Linked DNA regions of Mus musculus: region 2 is linked to region 1. The links are chromatin contacts, found by Hi-C or POLR2A ChIA-PET in ENCODE. All regions are on one chromosome and are shown on one strand. Each heading gives the region's core, a stretch centred on a gene start or an enhancer-like site at or near the end of the contact. The rest is flanking DNA. Distances are from core to core; before and after follow the strand shown. Region 1 holds the start of Zbtb37 (zinc finger and BTB domain containing 37). Region 2 holds the start of Cenpl (centromere protein L).

What was found. Hi-C counts contacts between places; a loop is a spot of excess contacts on that map. ChIA-PET counts read pairs that join two places held with the same protein, here RNA polymerase II (POLR2A).
Region 2: a map of heart shows a loop between it and region 1 (4-fold over the local background). The contact joins the promoter of Cenpl here to the promoter of Zbtb37 in region 1. A Hi-C loop is called at or near these places in 9 of 37 maps with a recorded cell type or tissue (gastrocnemius, heart and left cerebral cortex). POLR2A ChIA-PET finds 5 or more read pairs at or near these places in 5 of 5 experiments (Patski and embryonic stem cell).

Annotation. Positions count from the first base shown.
Region 1 is chr1:161,031,731-161,036,617 of GRCm38, reverse strand. It overlaps Zbtb37 (zinc finger and BTB domain containing 37), which reads left to right and starts at 1,769. Exons shown (of 5, transcript NM_001356489.1): 1 at 1,769-1,840; 2 at 2,334-2,530; 3 at 3,857-4,813. The coding sequence starts at 3,885. Gas5 (growth arrest specific 5) reads right to left here and starts at 2,017. Exons shown (of 11, transcript NR_166052.1): 1 at 1,899-2,017; 2 at 814-866; 3 at 604-635; 4 at 374-410; 5 at 39-69. LOC115487643 (a small nucleolar RNA gene) reads right to left here and starts at 1,224; the gene lies at 1,145-1,224. LOC115487678 (a small nucleolar RNA gene) reads right to left here and starts at 768; the gene lies at 707-768. It also overlaps LOC115487638.
Region 2 is chr1:161,067,766-161,072,714 of GRCm38, reverse strand. It overlaps Cenpl (centromere protein L), which reads right to left and starts at 1,948. Exons shown (of 5, transcript NM_001159930.2): 1 at 1,359-1,948. Dars2 (aspartyl-tRNA synthetase 2 (mitochondrial)) reads left to right here and starts at 2,055. Exons shown (of 17, transcript NM_172644.4): 1 at 2,055-2,722; 2 at 3,536-3,635. The coding sequence starts at 2,599.

The DNA of each region.
Region 1 (4,887 bases), core at 520-3,019:
GCCTGTTTAGCATCTACAATTCCTTTAGTTTGACTTACCATTTCATTTTCTGGTCTTCTATTCTAGCACCTACAACAAACAAATAGTTAAAGCTGCCCGGTTAGGCCCCTGACTCAGCACTTAAGATGGGGGAACCAGAGTCCACCAAATAGGGGGTAAATGCGTTAACGACCACTAGCTCCCACATATCAAAAACCAGCCTCCTCAGATACGCAGAAACAATGCCCTGACTTCAGACTTCCCACCCACTCCTCTATCTACAATTGCTCTCAGGGAACAATACATTCAATGTGTGGGTTGAGGGATCTTTAGTGCTCATTTGCCATTGGGTATTCCTTGTAATGGGACCACATGCACACACAAAATTGCTTACATTGCGCTCGCTCTGTTATCCAGCTTCCTGACGAGTCCTGGGGGGGGGGAATCTTTATGTAAAAACTGCTTACTCTGTAAGTAGCCCCCAAATCATTATTTTGTGTGCCTCAGTTATAATCATGGTGGTTTAAAGCTATCGTCACCCCAGCTGTCAAGAGTAGCAAATATGATGTCATCATTGTGGCACTGTCCTTTCAACCTAACTTCTCATTACTATTCAGTACTCACCTCGTAAGCCTTCATCCTCCTTTGCCACAGAACTGGAAATAAGAGATGTGAACAGTCAGTCCCCTTCTTCACGGAACTAAACCCTTTCCAGTAGCTGAATTAAAGCCTCAGAAAAGTGTTTTTCAGAAATCCCTTCTGTCCACTACTCTCATACCATCATGGGCTTTGTGGTCATTATGTTCTAGTCATGCCCCTCCCCCACTGAGTTACCTGGCTGTGAGATCCCACAAGATGTCCCATCACAGAGGTCCACACTGCCATTCCTAAGAAAAATGTTAATCTTTAGTAGTTCTACTTCCACAAAATGGACCTGTCTTACAAAGAACTCCGTCCACATAGGCACTGTTGAGTTGCACATATCCAGCAGTTACATATAAGTCTCTAATCCAGGTACTTCCCAAGAGCAATCGTCCTCTTTGTTAGTGACTAAGGCCTGCTGGCAATCTCTAGCAAAAGCCTTCATCCCATGGTGATCGCGAAAGAAACACCGCGTGGCTTCGCATTCCACCCCCGTTGAACCGTGCACGAGGTGACTCAGCATGCTCTGCCATCAGAATCGTTGGTATTCATCAACAAGCTCAGTTGTCCCTACCAACATAGCCTTCATCATAGCATGAACACGCATGCTGAGTCGTCTTTGTCTGGTGTCCAGACCAAAACCCAATGCTATTTTATGTCACAAATACACGCAGAACCAACCTCCTAAAGTTTCCAGCTTGTGCCCTGAACTAAGCTCACCGGCTGCGCCGGGAATCCCACCAGCTTCCAGTGCTTCAGCCTCCAAGGCCCGAAGCCATAACATACTCAGGAAATTGCATACCTGCTCAGAATGCCGCACAGCTCCGAAAGGCTGAGATGGCGGCTGAGTCGAGTATATAAGGTCTTCGTGACGTCAAGACGCAAAGCTGCTTGCTGCGTCCACTTAAACCCCGCCCCTCACACGCCCTCAGACTCCTCCTCAAGCCCCACCTTCTTCAGGCCCACAAAACTTTCCCTCTGGCCACGCCCCCGAGAGCCCGGAGGGCGGAGTTGCCGCGGGCACGATAGGCCCGCCCTCCGCCTCCCTGAGGAGTACAGGCTGAGGGGAGGGGGCTCCTGCAAGGAAAGCGCTGGGGGTGGGGCGGGGTGAGGGTGACTGATTTCCTTCCGGCACGTCGCTCGCTCCGGAGGAGGGGGCGGGGGGTTTCACTTCCGGGACGGTGTTCCGGCCCATTCCGGCCCATTTCCACCCCCGGAGGTAGGTGCTGCTCCTTGACTGGGCTCGTTCCCCGCACCCCCGCCCCGTTAGCTCATACCCGACGCTCCCGGGCCGCGTCTGGGTTGCAGCCAGCTCCTGCGGCGCTCAGTCGCTGCCCCACCTCCCCTCCCAGCACTCGGCGACCTTCCGCCCCTTTGGCTCCGGGCTGTCGAGCTCGCGGGCCCGCCCCCTTGGCGAGCCCCTCCCTCAGGACCCCGCGCGCGCGCCGGGGCCACACCCAGACACACCCCCGCCCCGGCAACCTCCGCCGCCCTAGACCGATCCCGGGGCGCCGCCCCCTTCCCGGTCCCGCGCCTCACCTGTGCGCCCGCAACTCCCTTGCCGCGGGGCTCTGCTCCTGTCGAGCTTCCCGGCATCTGTGCCACCTCCTCGCTTAGCCAGGTCCCCCTTTTCCCATGCTTCTTGACACTGATAGAGGCCTCCCCAGTACCCGACTGGCCAACCCCAGCGTTCCCGATTCTCCCTTTTACAGCTCTCGCCCCTTCAGTGCCGACGCTAGAGAAAGACTTTACTCCAGGGGCTTCCTCCTCACTGGGGAATCGCTGGAAAGAGCAAACAAAAAAGGCGCTGGTGTAGGCTCCAAAATAAACATCTGAATTCGTGATGGCATCGACAGAGGCACTTAATGGATTAAAAGTTTCAAAACAAACAATAACGCTTTGGAAAAAGGTCAGATTGGTTAAAGTTGCGTCTTGAAAGCCGTGTTTGCACTTACCTGTTTACTCAATAAGTGTATTGTAAATGCGAGGTGATAAAGTGAGCTTGTCCGGACTACTTCCTGGTGTGCTGTGTAGTCTCATAAATTTAGAGAAACATTGGATGCACGGTGAGCCTAAATCCTTGTGGTATACTGGAACTACCCTCAACTAATTAAGACTATTTGATGCAATTGCAGTCTTTGTGGTGTGAAATTTCAGGCTTTATTTTTGTCAGCAGCTGTGGGAAACCAACTTTCCCAGTCAAAGTAGCATCACCACTTTGGAATACCCAAGTTTCAAGTTTGTTGGGGAGAAAAAGTATTACTTAGTTTTTGCTAACTCTGGCAACTAGGCCACAAATTCTCTGCATGTGAATTGAATGCTGACAGGGCTGTGGAATGTTTCTCAGAGTCACCTCAGAGTCCCATATTCAAAAAGTGGGAGCTCAAACTGGTAAGCTTAAAAATATGGGCCTAATCGGGCATGGTAGTCAAACACCTCTAACACGAGCATTCTTTAATCTCAGCAGAAGCAGTCAGCTCTTTTTGAGTTAGAAACCAGATGGTCTACATAGTGAGTTCCAGGAATAGCCTGGGCTTCATAGACCCTGTCAAAAACAAATATCTGGTGGGTGGCTTAATTCTAGCATTCCTGGAGGTAGATCGCTAAGTTCCAGGCTAGTCTGGTCTACTGAGCAAGTTATAGGGCATCCAGAGCTATATAGAGGGACACTGTCTCATGGGGAAAAGTAGTGATAATAGCGACCATTCATGTAGGATATTAGACTTTATACCCAATCTGTATGTGTTTGATGCCCCTTCTTAGTGAACTCCTGTCTTTATTTTATATAGTCTACTAATAAAGTATGGGCATAGCTTGAATTTTTCGCAGTGTAGCAGTCACTTTTTTGTGTGTTAATTACATTTTACAGTGAAATCTAAAATACCTTGTACCAGGCTCGGCAGCTTACAGTAATCCTAGCACTTAGGAGGTAGGATCAGGAGTTTGAGGCCAGCCTTATTACTAACAAAACACCTGCTGGCAATTCTGTTTCTACATCCAAACATAAGGAAGATCTCTCTTTCTATATGAAGAATTCTTTTTTTCTCCCTGAGACAAGATTTCACTTATTTAGCCCATACTCATGATTCTCCTGCCTCTTCGGTTTTCCAAGCGCTAAAATTACGTATGTGTAGCTGGCACTCATGGAAAGATTTTCCATTTGTAGGGATGTTTGAACTAAAAAGCACAAAGGGAGTCAAACTAGTACTAAGACTGTGCTTTGCTCTTTCAGCAGGGTTGAATGTCTGCCTGTGCTTTCAGGCATGACCATGGAGAAAAGTGGGAACATACAATTGGAGATCCCCGACTTCAGCAACTCTGTTCTGAGCCATCTCAACCAGCTACGAATGCAAGGCCGGCTCTGTGATATTGTGGTCAATGTGCAAGGACAAGCTTTTCGGGCTCACAAAGTAGTACTGGCTGCCAGCTCCCCTTATTTCCGGGATCACATGTCCTTGAATGAAATGAGTACTGTGTCCATTTCTGTCATCAAGAACCCTACTGTTTTTGAGCAACTTCTTTCTTTCTGTTACACAGGGCGGATATGCCTGCAACTAGCAGATATCATCAGCTACCTAACAGCTGCTAGTTTTCTGCAGATGCAGCATATTATAGACAAATGTACGCAGATCCTAGAGGGCATTCACTTCAAAATTAATGTGGCTGAGGTTGAAGCAGAATTAAGTCAAACAAGGACAAAGCATCAAGAGAGACCTCCAGAGTCTCATAGGGCTACACCAAATCTAAACCGCTCACTTAGTCCACGGCATAATGCCTCAAAGGGAAACTGGAGAGGGCAGGTCAGTGCCGTGCTGGATATCCGAGAGCTCAGTCCCCCGGAGGAGCCCACCAGTCCTCAGATAATTGAACAGAGTTCTGATGCAGAAGGCCGGGAGCCCATTCTTCGAATCAACAGAGCAGGACAGTGGTATGTGGAAACAGGACTAGCAGACCAGGGGGCCCGGAGTGGTGACGAAGTTAGGGTTCTTGGAGCAGTGCACATCAAAACTGAAAATCTAGAAGAGTGGCTTGGGCCAGAGAATCAGCCTTCTGGAGAAGATGGGAGTAGTGCAGAGGAAGTCACAGCCATGGTGATTGACACCACAGGCCATGGTTCTATAGGACAGGAAAGTTATACTTTAGGGTCTTCAGGAGCCAAGGTAGCTCGGCCAACCAGCAGTGAAGTTGACAGGTAAGTTTTGTTTCTCCTTTTAAAGCTATTGTACAGACATCATTAAATAACCTTTCTGTGTTACAGAGGGCATC
Region 2 (4,949 bases), core at 699-3,198, 36 kb before region 1:
TTGTCCTCTGACCACTGCACCCACACCGCACACACCACAGTACATGCACACACACAGAAGTATTAAAAAATAAAATCAAATAAAAAGCACCACAGACAGGGATGCAACATTTAAATAAGCATTTTTTCATTTTCCCACAGGCATAAAGTATTCCCATGATGTGAGCCTTGGCCACACTCCTGGTGAGCCTCCCACTAATGTGCACCTCAGTGGGTTTAGGTTAATGGCCCTCCCTGTCTTGTCCTTTCTCGTTGCTTTCAGGTGGTTTGGATTAAGAGTCCCACCTCCTGTCCTGCCTGCTTCCAGGACTTACAGAAGGACCTTCAGTGGGGGTCAGGAGGAACCAAGAACTGGGGCTGCTGCTACCAGGAGAAGTTCCTTCGGCTCTTATGCCTGTGGAGGTCCCAGGCCAACTTCTGGAAGACATCTTTATCTTTACAGACACCCTTGGCCTTCTCATCAGAGCAGTATTGGGTTTGGCAGGAGAGCTCCTAGTCTTTTTTATTATTTTTGACTTTACAAATTCTTCCTGTCCATAGCAGCCATGCAGGTCCCACTTATCCGAACCCCTCTGTTAAAAATCTTCCATCAACTGAACTTTCCTTCAGAAGGCAGCGTCTTCCCTCTGCCACCACCTCCTCCCGTTCTTCTCCCCACTTGTTTGCTATTTAGATAGGAGTCTTCATCAGTTCTGTTTATACAGAATCTTTCTTTAAAGTAGGCTAACTAGTACAATAACTGCTAAGTATACATTACTTTTCAGGCATGTTTGTAAGCACTTAACAAAGATTAAGCCTTTAACGAATATTCTTTTGTTTGGGGGTGTTTTGTTTATATCGAGTGACAGTCTCTCTGTGTAGCCCAGGTTGGCCTAGAACTCACGGCAATTCTCTTGCCTCAGCCTCCCTAGTCCTGGGACATATCTGGTACTACTGTTCACTCCTCAAACGACCCTATTAGTAAGTACGCTGCTATGTTGCCAGGTGACTGGAGGGAAAGGTTCTACGAATTTCTCAATTCTTCGCCTCCTTTGACTCTTATGCCCGTGGCAAAGGGTCCTATCAGCCTCTTTCTAGTATCCACGGAACTATATCTCTCATCAAATTCTCTTGTACTCAGTTCCTAACACACAACTAAAACTCAGTAGTTTTTCTTGTGGTTAGTCCATGAAGAAAGTCCCTGAGTTAGTCACTGCAATATTGCCACAAAAGTCAACCCACTGCTCCCATACTAACGCTCACGTTGACGTTAGCTTCCGTTTGTACACATCTTAAATACACAAAAGCATTGCAAAGACAACAGTCACACAACAGAAAGAAATGCAGTACACGGCCAGTCGAGGACCCAAAAGCTCTTACCAAAACTATGTCGTAAAGACACTGTCATCCACTCCGGATTCACGAATCATCCTTCAAGTTTTGCTCCAAGACTACGTCGAGACGAAAGGTTTTGGTTTTTTAAGAAGAAGAAAGTGGCCAAAATGACTGCTTAAGAGAGAACCGAAGCAATCCCCGGTGAGTTCAGAAGAGACATCAGGAGTCCTGGAGTGAACCTAGCTTCCCTCAGGCTCGAGCAAGACCTGCGACTTCCCCCGGGAGAGACAGCTCGGCTTCCCAAGCTGCCCGGCTCTATGATCCTCGCTCTTCGGAAGCTGGCGCCGGCCCACGAAAAACAGGGAGTCCCCAAAGACCCTTCTCCGGAGCTCTCCGGGGATCAAAGGTAGACTTGAAAGTTCCGCTCGTCTAGGCGCTTTTCCACACACGCCACGCCCTCCAGTTTAAAATCATTTCCCGACTTGCCCTGCGGCCGACTCGGAAAGCCTCGCCTGTGGCCCTCCGATTTCACGTAACTGAAAGCAACTGAAGTCGTCATTTTAACTGAGGGCAAGGCTTGGAAGGCTTCAATCAATAGCCTCAAATTCCCAATCCCCTATTGCGCCGCGTTGTTCTTCCGTTTTCCAACCGGTGCGAAACTTTCCCGCATACTGCCGCCCACAATAAACATGGCGGAGGCGCCCTCGTCCTGATTGGCCGGAATCCTTGCGTAACTTTGGCGCTCGCCGGGCGTCAGAGGGACTGGCTTGTGGATGTGGTTTGTGTCTGGGTTTGAACCTCAGAGCTGTTTGGATTTGTTCGTCTTCACCTTTCAGGAAAATCCAGGATGGGCCGCCAGGTTTGGGAAAGTTGAAACACGAGGCTGCACCTCCTTATATTTCTGCTTATGCCCTGGTCACCTTCGAGATACGTGGGAATAAAGGGAGGACGCGCGCCTGGTGGCCGGCCTTCCGGCTGGGGCGCTCTGGCACTGGCGCTGCTGTTGAGGCATCTTCGGGGCTCAGCCTTGTTTAATTAAAGTGGGAACTGATGCACTGAAGGAAGCAAAGGCTTTCCCCCTACCCACTCACCTAAGGTCTCTGGAGACCTTGCAGGTCAATCTACTTTGTAGATACTAGAACGTTCAGCGGAGCAGGGTCTGGATGCATTTGCGTGGGAACTAGAATTTTAAGGGTTCCCAGGTATTCCGAAAACCGAGTTTTGAGCACCACCACACCTGCAGCGTGGGATTCGTGATTGTCTCTCCGGATCCCGGGACTTCAACATGTATCTTGGTTTTTGGTTAAGTCGTCTATGCAGGGGTTTATCCAGACCCATCGGGAAGACCATGCGGCCAATCTGGGGTTCTCTTTCCAGAAATCTGGCGTTGAGTTCACAAAGAATTCCAGGTGAAGGCAGCTACGAGCTTCCGCCTGTTTTTGACAGCTTGTTTCCCTGATTCTAACTGCATTTTAATACCAGGTCATTCATTCTCTTGATTAGTTATAATTAAGGTCCCCCCCTTGATTATAAAAAAAAAGTAGATAGCCTGTGTAGTGTATACTATTAGTAGAAAAACTAAAGTAATAATTTAAATAAAATCTTTTCTAATAGTTTATTGATTTACAAATGATTGTTATAAACTATACTTGTACTAAAGTTAAATACTAACTGCACTGTCAAGCAGGTAATTTCTAAAATTATATGTCACTTACCAAAATGGACAGCTACCATTTTATGTCCCTTCAAGTGCTAGTTTATGTACAAGGTTTAGATTTTTAAACAGAAGGCAAAATTTTCCTTTGGGGCAGTTATTTGCTTGGGCCTTGACACTTGTGCAGGTAAACACAATAGGGATATTGTATAATCTAGGCTATTTTATAAACTACATCAGACCTACAAGATGGCTCAGTGGCTTCAGGCACTTCCTGCCAAGCCTGAGTACCAGAGTTGACTCCCAAAACTCACACTGTGAATGGAAGAAGAGAACAGAATCCAACAAGTTGTCCTCTGACTTCCACAGGGGCACCGTGGCATGTGAGCCCACATACCTGTGGGTACGCACACATAAACACACACACACACATCTAATTTAAAATTTTTACAACTTCACCCATTGACCTGAAAGAGCTGATACATCATGAATGGAGAGTATTTTTAAAGAAAACTACAAACATTCTTACTGATGCCTTTTAAAGTGCTTTTTCCTTCTCTTCTTAAAGAATTCAGTAGCTTTGTTGCTCGGACCAACACATGTGGAGAGTTGCGTTCGTCCCACTTAGGCCAAGAAGTCACTCTGTGTGGATGGATTCAGTACCGCAGGTAAACTGAAGAAAATGGTTCAGGAATACATGGAGGTCGTTTTCCCAAATAGTTCCAACCTTTGCTAGTTTTTATCCAGGCAGAGAATAATATTTGCCACTTTTGTAATTTCTCGGAAGTCACTGCCTTTTCCGTTCTGTTTTGTTTTGAAAAAGTCTAATAGTGTTATTCCCAGTAAGTACTAATATCGGTTAAAGGGAATAACGATAAAACGTGACCCACCGGAGGACTGAAATAATCCTGAGCAGAGTTTACAAAACTCATAAGCAGTAAGTGGGAATAGACTAGGATTCTGTGAGGCAGCTATGAAGCTGCAGAAGCATAGGAAAACAAGTTTACTTCATTCAAAATGTAAGTAAAAAAAAGCTTAAAACTGGGAGCAGTCATCCATTAGGCTCAAAGCCCATTCATTGCTGTGTTTCTTATTGCTCCTCTCTTCTGTTCTGAAGCATACTAGCATATTAACTCTCTAAAGAAGTTCAAAATGTGGGTTGATGTTTGTCACATGAAAGACGCTACCTTGGCTCTTAGAGTGTTCAGCATGCTGGATGCAAACATTAATTGTCTTGACAAGAATCATGTTCTTAAACTGCTTGTATATAACCGTCGACATTGTGCTGAGTGACAGTGTAGACTCTTACAGCTTTGCCATAGTAACGTTCTTGGAGCATTTTTTTTAAACTGTATTCTTTCCCTTAATGTCTGCAGTATCATCCTTGTAGAGTCACAAAGGAATGCCTCTTTGCTTTCCAAAAGGCCTAGAGAACGCACATTGGTGGTCGCTTCTCTTTCCCTTGGTATTTATGTTTATTTTATGTCTATGGGTAGTTTACCTGTATGTATGTTTGGTTGTATGCATATCTGATGCCTATGGAGGCCTGAAAAGGGTGTCTAATTCCATGAAACTAGAGTTACCAACAGTTGTGAGCTGCCATCTGGGTGCTGGGAATTAAAGCTGGGACCTCTAGAAGAGCAAGAAGCACTCTAAGTCTCTGAGCCACCTTTCCAGCCCTGGTTTTCCCTTTATAAATAAACTATTTGAAATAAAGAAGAGGGCTGGAGAGATGGCTTAGCGGTTAAGAGCACTGACTACTCTTCTGAAGGTCCTGAGTTCAAATCCCAGCAACCACATGGTGGCTCACAACCATCTGTAACAAGATCTGACTCCCTCTTCTGGAGTGTCTGAAGACAGCTACAGTGTACTTACATATAATAAATAAATAAATCTTTTTAAAAAAAGAAGAGGGCTGGAGAGATGGCTCAACAGTTAAGAACACTGACTGCTGTTCCAAAGGTCCTGAGTTCAAATCCCAG